2 separate regions of the Homo sapiens genome follow, and region 1 is linked to region 2. Evidence: chromatin loops called from intact Hi-C (ENCODE). Cell type or tissue: mammary epithelial cell. All regions are shown on one strand.

What was found. Hi-C counts contacts between places; a loop is a spot of excess contacts. Peaks named below come from ENCODE experiments on the same cell type or tissue, not always from the same donor. Only the 100,000 strongest peaks of a DNase experiment are listed, where the experiment ranks them.
Region 1: it touches region 2 in a loop (10-fold over the local background); 3 of 110 quality-filtered maps call a loop at or near these places.

The regions. Positions count from the first base shown.
Region 1 is chr5:16,804,489-16,808,488 of GRCh38, reverse strand. The region is part of intron 3 of MYO10 (myosin X); the gene reads left to right. Among named protein-coding and RNA genes, the nearest start is that of MYO10, 130 kb to the left of the region's middle. RefSeq lists enhancers at 1,599-2,099, 2,100-2,600. In mammary epithelial cell, no CTCF peak of the experiment used is centred here; a DNase peak (open chromatin) is centred at 1,578; H3K27ac peaks cover 1,253 bases.
Region 2 is chr5:18,312,848-18,316,847 of GRCh38, reverse strand. No RefSeq gene overlaps it. Among named protein-coding and RNA genes, the nearest start is that of LINC02100, 430 kb to the left of the region's middle. In mammary epithelial cell, a CTCF peak has its summit at 2,471 (motif pointing right); no DNase peak of the experiment used is centred here.

The sequences.
Region 1 (4,000 bases), 1.5 Mb after region 2:
TTATTTTTATTTATTATTATTTAGACCTCACTCTTTTGCCCAGGCTGGAGTGTAGTGGTGCGATCATAGCTCACCACAGCCTCCAACTCCTGGGCTCAAGCAGTCCTCCTACCTCAGCTTCCCAAGTAGCTGCGACTATGGGTGCGTGCCACCACAGCCAGCTAATTTTTTGTATTTTTAAAATTTTTTGTAGAGATGGAGGCTTGTCGTGTTGCTCAGGTTGGTCTCAAATTTCTGGCCTCAAGCGATCCTCCCACCTGGGCTTCCTAAAGTGCTGGGATTACAGGCATGAGTCACTACACGTGGCTGAAATGTTTCTAATTGTTTAATTGGACAACATCAGACAATTGGGTTATGTAGAAGATAGTGGGCATAAAGCACTAGAAGACAGTTAAAACATGAATTTATTTGGTGGATTGGTGGTGAAATCATGTGTCCTCAGCATATCGATGCTGATGCCGCCCTGCCTGGGTACCAGGCTCTGTGTTAGGCTCCAGGGATGCAGAATGACTCTGGCTTACAGGAATGGCTTGTTGAAAGACTGAGTAAATGAAAGGTCCCTAATTGATTAGTGAAGACAGACACAGGCAAACGATGAACAATAGCTCAGGGTGACAATGGGTGTGATAAAAATACATGGGAACACAAAGAAGGAGCGTCACAATGAGGAGGGGATGAGAGGGTCAGAAAATGATTCCTCACTGAGGTGCTATTAATAGTTGGCCTGAGTTTTGAGCATATGTAGAGGAATTTGGCCAAGAAGGAGGATAGCTGTCCTGGCAGCAGATCATCATGTGGAAAGACGGAAATATTGTGATGCATTGTTATTTAATATCCAACGCAGGACATTCTAGATGCCAGAACAAAGGTTGCATGCTGCTGGCTGGCAAGGCGGTCGAGAGCAATGGAGGAAGGAATGGCTCTGTGCAACTCAGTGAGCTTGAACGGACTCATGAAAGCTGTAGGGGATAACTTTAAGCATGCGTTTTGGGGAAGCGTCACTTGGTCACAGGGTGGTGGATGAGAAAGGAGGGGCTTCCAGTTAGGAGGGGTTACTGTGTGAGATACCGAGAGGTAGATGCTAAGTGTTTAACTGGGTTTGGGGGCCAAGTAAGCTGAATTTCTGTAGGATTACTGGATTACTCATTTGGGTAGGCTGTGGTGCCATTTGTCAAGTTGTCACTATGTGTGAAGTAACAGGTGTTTGGGGGAGGTTAGCCATGTCTGTTGAGCTTGAGCCAGTGGACCACTGAACATATGGATCTGTAACTTACAGCTGAAGTTGCACTCAAGATAAAGATTTAGGAAGTAAGTCACTGCCGTATTTAGCCGAGGTGTTTGAGAGAGAAGGAAACGGGGGGATGGTGAGTACGAAATAAATCTGGATAATGGATCTCACTTCTTAACAACTCTTCCCTTTAGCTGCCATAGCACAGACTTTAAATAACCCATTTCCCCAGTGCATTTCAAATTGTATCTTCTACATCCAGCTTTTCAGGACTACATGACGAAAAGCATTGTGGTTTTATTTTCATTAACAATAGCGATGATACATACCTCTGATTTCTGTAGCACATAGCGGTCATGTGGGGTAACAGAGGATCCCTTGTTGTTACTGATCAGAATCTTAGTCCCGGGGGAGTGAAGCAGTGCCAGGGGAGGTTCTTCAGGGCTGTGGACTTGGTGTCTTCTGACTTGACCAAACCATGCTGTTTAGATGAGTTATTTCTGCATTGGGATTGTGATATCCAACCTGGGTCCCTTGGTCTCTATAAGCATCCTGTATGAGGCCACTGAGTCACTTTAAGTTTTCTCAGTTATACTTGATTTTTTTTTTTTTTGAGACGGAGTCTTGCTCTGTCGCCCAGGTTGGAGTGCAGTGGCACTATCTTGGCTCACTGCAAGCTCCTCCTCCTGGGTTCATGCCATTCTCCTGCCTCAGCCTCCTGAGTAGCTGGGACTACGTAGTAGGCGCCCGCCACCACGCCCAGCTAATTTTTTTATATTTTTAGTAGAGATGGGGTTTCACCGTGTTAACGTGGTCTCGATCTCCTGACCTCGTGATCCGCCCGCCTCTGCCTCCCAAAGTGCTGGGATCACAGGTGTGAGCCGTCGCACCCGGCCTTTTTTTGGAGGTAGAGTCTTACTCTGTGGCCCAGGCTGGAGTGCAGTGGCGTGATCTCGGTTCACTGCAACCTCTGGCTCACTGCAACCTCCACCTCCCGATTCTTCTACCTCAGCATCCCCAGTAGCTGGGATTACAGGTGCCCGCCACCATGCCCAGCTAATTTTTTTTTTTAAATTGTAATAGAGATGGGGTTTTGCCATGTTGGCCAGGCTGGTCTCAAACTCCTGACCTCAAATGACCCACCTGCCTCAGCCTCCCAAAGTGCTGGGATTATAGGCGTGATCCACTGCACCCGGCCAGTTACACTTGATTAAAAAAAAATTATTGGCTGTATTTAAGATACACAACATGATATTTTGATATACATATGCATGCTGAAGTCAAATGATACTTGATTTTTTGGGGGTGTGAAATTTGACACTAGGTGTTATACCCTTAGGCCTTTTGAAAACCTTGACTTGGTAGATTTTAGATTGAAGAGATGAAGTGAGCTTCTCCAACATTTTTAAGCAATTTGTGCTGCAGCTGTTCCAAATTATTAAAATGGGCAAGGGAATGTATTTTGGGGGTGAGTTATGTGGAACTTTTCTGACAAGAAAATGTTTTTATGTGCTTCAAAATAGAATGTACTTCCTATTTCTGAAAAGCCATTAAACCGACCAGCTTATTTATTCTTGTGGAATTTGAAATCCAACATGAGGAAACCGGTACGTGGCCCCACCTCGTGTTTGGGAGCTGCATGTGTCCACAGTCTTAAACTGCATGGCATCATCATGGCCGTTTGTGGAGCGGTAACAATATCTTTTCATAGAGTGAGAAATGACGTGAGCCCATGGCAAATGTTGTCTCATAGACCTTAGGATTTCTTTTTTTTCTTTTCTTTTTTTTTTTTTTTTTTTTTTGAGATGGAGTCTCACTGTGTTGCCCGGGCTAGAGTGCAGTGCCATGATGGTTCACTGCAATCTCTGCTTCCTGGGTTCAAGCGATTCTCCTGCCTCAGCCTCCCGAGTAGCTGGGATTACAGGCATCCGCCACCACGCCTGGCTAATTTTGTATTTTTAGTAGAGACGGGGTTTCACCATGTTGGCCAGGCTGGTCTTGAACTCCTGACTTCAAGTAATCTGCTGGCCTTGGCCTCCCAAAGTGCTGGGATTACAGGTGTGAGCCACTGCACCCAGCCAGAATTTCTTACCACACTTTATCTTTGCTTCACTTGACACTTAACAAGCTAGCTCTTTCCCCACCTCCAGCTGCCATTTTTACTCACGTTACATGTTGAACTTTTCTTATTACTCAGTGAACCTCTTACACATGTAGCCTATACTTCAGTGACAAAGTCATCCATGCAAATTGAAGAGTGGGGTGGTAAGTTTAAGATGGGGGAGATAAGATGTCCTTGACTGTAATTATTTTTGCCAAAGAATGCTTGACATTTCAAATAATTTTTTTTGAGGTGGGGTCTCACTGTATTACCCAGGCTGGAGTGCAGTGGTCATGGCTCACTACAGCCTTGACCTCCCCAGGCTCAGGTGATCCTCCCACCTCAGCCTGCCGAGTAGCTGGGACTACAGGCATGCACTACCACACCCAGCTAATTTTCGTATTTTTAGTAGAGATGGGGTTTCGCCACATTGCCCAGGCTGGTCTCAAACTCCTGGGCTCAAGCCATCCTCCTGCCTTGGCTGGTCTCGAACTCCTGACCTCAGGTGATCCTCCTGCCTCAGCTTCCCAAAGTGCTGGGATTACAGGCCGGAGCCTCTGCGCGCGACCATAATTTGTCTTTCTTGAAATAAACGATTGGGAACTATGACTATGGTTGCCGGTGTTATTTTACATCCCTGTTTTAGCAGGTTCAGAAGTGCCATTTGTCAT
Region 2 (4,000 bases):
CATTGTTAGCTACCAGGTTTTGTATAATCATAAGGCAATTGGAAAAGGTGACCTGGCTCCTTTCCCAGAGCAGGAGGATAACAAGGTGGGAGTAAGCATGACAGGTGTCTGCTCACACCATTTTATGATCAGGGATTAATTAAACATTTCTTCAGGTTGAACTTGGAGGGCAGAAATTGGGAAAATGTTGCTTTCAGAACAATTTTAATGTGAATATGCAGGACTATCATAATTCTATTAAAGAAGAACTGAAGTTTATATACAGTGCTATTAATTTATCTGTGTATATAGAGTTTTTGCTTTTTAAATTCATCTTTTAAAAAATTTTTATTTTCCTAATTCTCTTCTGTGATATTTTTCTTTTTAAGCTCAAGTGAGGTATATCCATTTACCTATCTGAAAGTTACACTAAAACTCTTTGTTGTTGTTGTTGTTGTTGTTGAGATGGAGTCTCACTGTGTTACCCTGACTGGAATGCAATGCCATGATCTCCACTCACTGAAACCTCCACCACCTGGTTCAATTGATTCTCTTCCCTCAGTCTTCCAAGTAGCTGGGACTACAGGAGCGTGCCACTACGCCTGGCTAATTTTTGTGTTTTTAGTGGAGACAGGGTTTCACCATGTTGGCCAGGCTGGTCTCAAACTCCTGAACTAAGGTGATCTGCCTGCCTCGACCTCCCAAAGTGTTGGGATTACAGGCACGAACCACCATGCCCGACCACTAAAACTCTTCTTAATAGGTTTGTATTCTACCTCAAATCAATATTTTTAAGTGTGCTCTTGCCTATTTTACAGAAAAAAGAAGTTGCTTCATAATGAGTGATGATATGTGTATATGTATATCTGGAACAAAATCTATATTTAGTAATTTATTTCTAATTTCTTTTTATTTGCTCTCAAATTTCTATGGGAAACTGTACCAGTTCCTATCTGGTGATATATGATCATCTATTAAAATTATGTTCATGATGATTATTAACTGTACTATATGTTGTTTCTGGAAATATATATTTTTGGGTTTAAGACTTGTATTTGACTGAATGAAAAGCAGAAAGCTGTGAAAATATTTTGAGCAATGTGATAAAACTATTCTCATTGCTTCTAATAAATTCCATCCATTAGGAAAAACCAGAAGGCTAAGAAGTCTGGCCTTCACTGCAGTGGAAAGACGTGAAGCTCCAACAATTGACAGGAACAGAATGCAAATGATTGAAAGTCCATGCAAATTGAAAGTTGGTCATGGACAGGCAGAATTCAAAGCTAACTGGACAAAATCTTATGTGGTGGCAGGATCAGGCATGATAGCAGAGTTCTCATCCACTATCCTTAATGTTCCCATCCATTACACCATGGAATACTATGTAGCCATTAAAAAAGAATGAGATCATGTCCTTTGAAACAACATGGATGGAGCAGGAGGCCATTATCCTAAGCAAATTAATGCAGGGACAGAAAACCAAATACCATCTATTCTCACTTACAAGTGGAAGCTAAACATTGTGAACACACAGACATGAAGAACAGAACAACAGACACCGGGGCCTACTGGAGGTTGGAAGGAGGGAGAAGAAACTACCTGTTGGATACTATGCTTATTACCTAGGTGATGAAATAATCTGTACACAAAACACCTGTGACACACAATTTCTCTATACAACAAACCTGCAAATGTACCGCTGAAGCTAAAATAAAAGTCTAAAAGAAAATGATGAGTTAATGGGTGCAGCACACCAACATGGCACATGTATACGTATGTAATGAACCTGCACGTTGTGCACACGTACCCTAAAACTTAAAGTATAATTTAAAAAAAAGAAAGATTCCCATCTGCGATGGAGAAAATGTGTTATGTACACTAACAATACTCTGCTTTAATATCTTGATTTTAATATAGAATAAAAATGAGAAAATCTCAAGTATAATAAGGCTTAATAAAAAAATGAACTATTTCCAAGCTATAGGTTCTAAGACAATTTTAAAATTTAATGACATATTTTAGATACTCTGTAACCTAGAGTATGTAATAATGATGAAAAACATGTCTTCAGTTCTTGATACAATTGATCTTTACCTTATTTATGTCCATTCTAAAAAGGTGAAATTGTTTAACTTGTTGATTAAAATAACTTTATTGTACACAGGCACATGATAAGATAAACACTATGAAATGTATTTATGTAAAGACAGTATTTAAACGTGATTCCTTCTTTTTCTAAGACAAATGTTAATGTCAATTTATATAAATTGAACATCATCGAAATAACATTTTCTCGGGTAATTTACCTAAAACTTTCAGATGCCACAAATAACTGTAATGGCTTATATACGGAGAGATAATTAGCAGGATAGTACTTATCAGAGCAAATATTGTCCATGACGTTGGGAGATACATTCTAGAATGCTTTAGGGGGCATTCTTATAAACTAGCCAGAAATATAAATTTTAATATTGACCAAATGGCCACAAGGTGGCAGCATCACATAAACGACAATACAAATGAAATAAAATTAACTTTAGTTGTACAAATATTGCTTTTATATATACCTTAATTTCATCTGATCAAAAGAAACAATAGCAAAATAAATAGTCTCTTCAGTAAAACCTGAGAGGCATGGATGAGTAAGGACCATTGTACATTTTGAAGTGAAAATAGTTTATTTAACTATAATTTCAGGAACATAGTCCCCTAAAAGGTAATTTTACAAAGAGGCCTAAAGAATTTCCCTTCCTTAAACAAAAGAGAAACATCAAAGTGAAAATTGAATAGGTAAGTTACATGGACAAATCATTCATTTACACCCACAAGTACAAGCATAGTACACAGGGAACTATAAATGAAGTGTGAGAATTTCTACATCAGCACATGCAAATGATATCATCATTATATATGGACACTTTCAATCACTTTGAAATTATATATGAATTTATCTGAATCAGTTAAAAAAAGTATCACGATGTATCAGATCAATGTCAATGCTGTTACGATTTCTGAACAGTTTTGTGAATATAAAGTAGATTGCATTAAAAATTTTTAAACCTGAATTTTAGCAGAAGATAATTTTGACTACAAACATATTCTAATATATTTTAACCAAAAGACTTGAAACAGTTTACTGTAAGAGGAAATACTTGAAAATATTAGACATTACTGATTCTAATTAGCTTGATTGTGTGAAATTGTGCATGCTTCTTCCTCTTTATATTTCAGCAGTGGAAATCCAAACATCAGTCCATCTGAGTAGAAGTCACTCATTCGTATAACTGAGATGCTTTGATTTCAGAGACATTTTGATTTCAATCCCTATGATTCAAAATCTCTCTAAATGTATGGTCAATTTTCCTAACTTTATAATCAGAATCTCAAATAGCAAAGAAACATTAATGTTGGATATATGATTGCCATTTGTGTTTATTGAAATTATTTATAGGTAACTGAATAAAACTATTAAAGATGTCTGAATTTAATTTAAATATATACTGGCCCTGGGACACAAACGGAAAAATTTAAATAAAGCATGCACACTACAGTAAGTCATCAATTTGCTTCCTTTTTTAAATATTTAAAATAAAATGTGCACAATAGTTATGTCTGACAATAAATTTTCAAGTTTGATTTTTCTTTGTCCAAAATTTTATATATAACAGGAATTTTTATTGAATGTCAAGCTAATTGATTTTATATTACATTATATGAAGTTACATTGTGTTATTATATTATACCATAATATATTCCAATATTATTTTTATTGTCATGTTACTAGCATCACACAGCATTGCTTTCTACTTTTTATCTCCCCACTGCTTTGTTGGTTATTCCTCTCCATTTATTGTTGACTCTGGCAACCCTTTATCTACCCCCAACATTGTCCTTTTTTTTTTTTTTTTTCTTTTTGAGACAGAGTCTTGCTCTCTTGCCCAGGTTAGAGTGCAGTGGCACAATCTCAGCTCACTGCAACCTCTGCCTCCCTGGTTTAAGCAATTCTCCTGCCTCAGCCTCT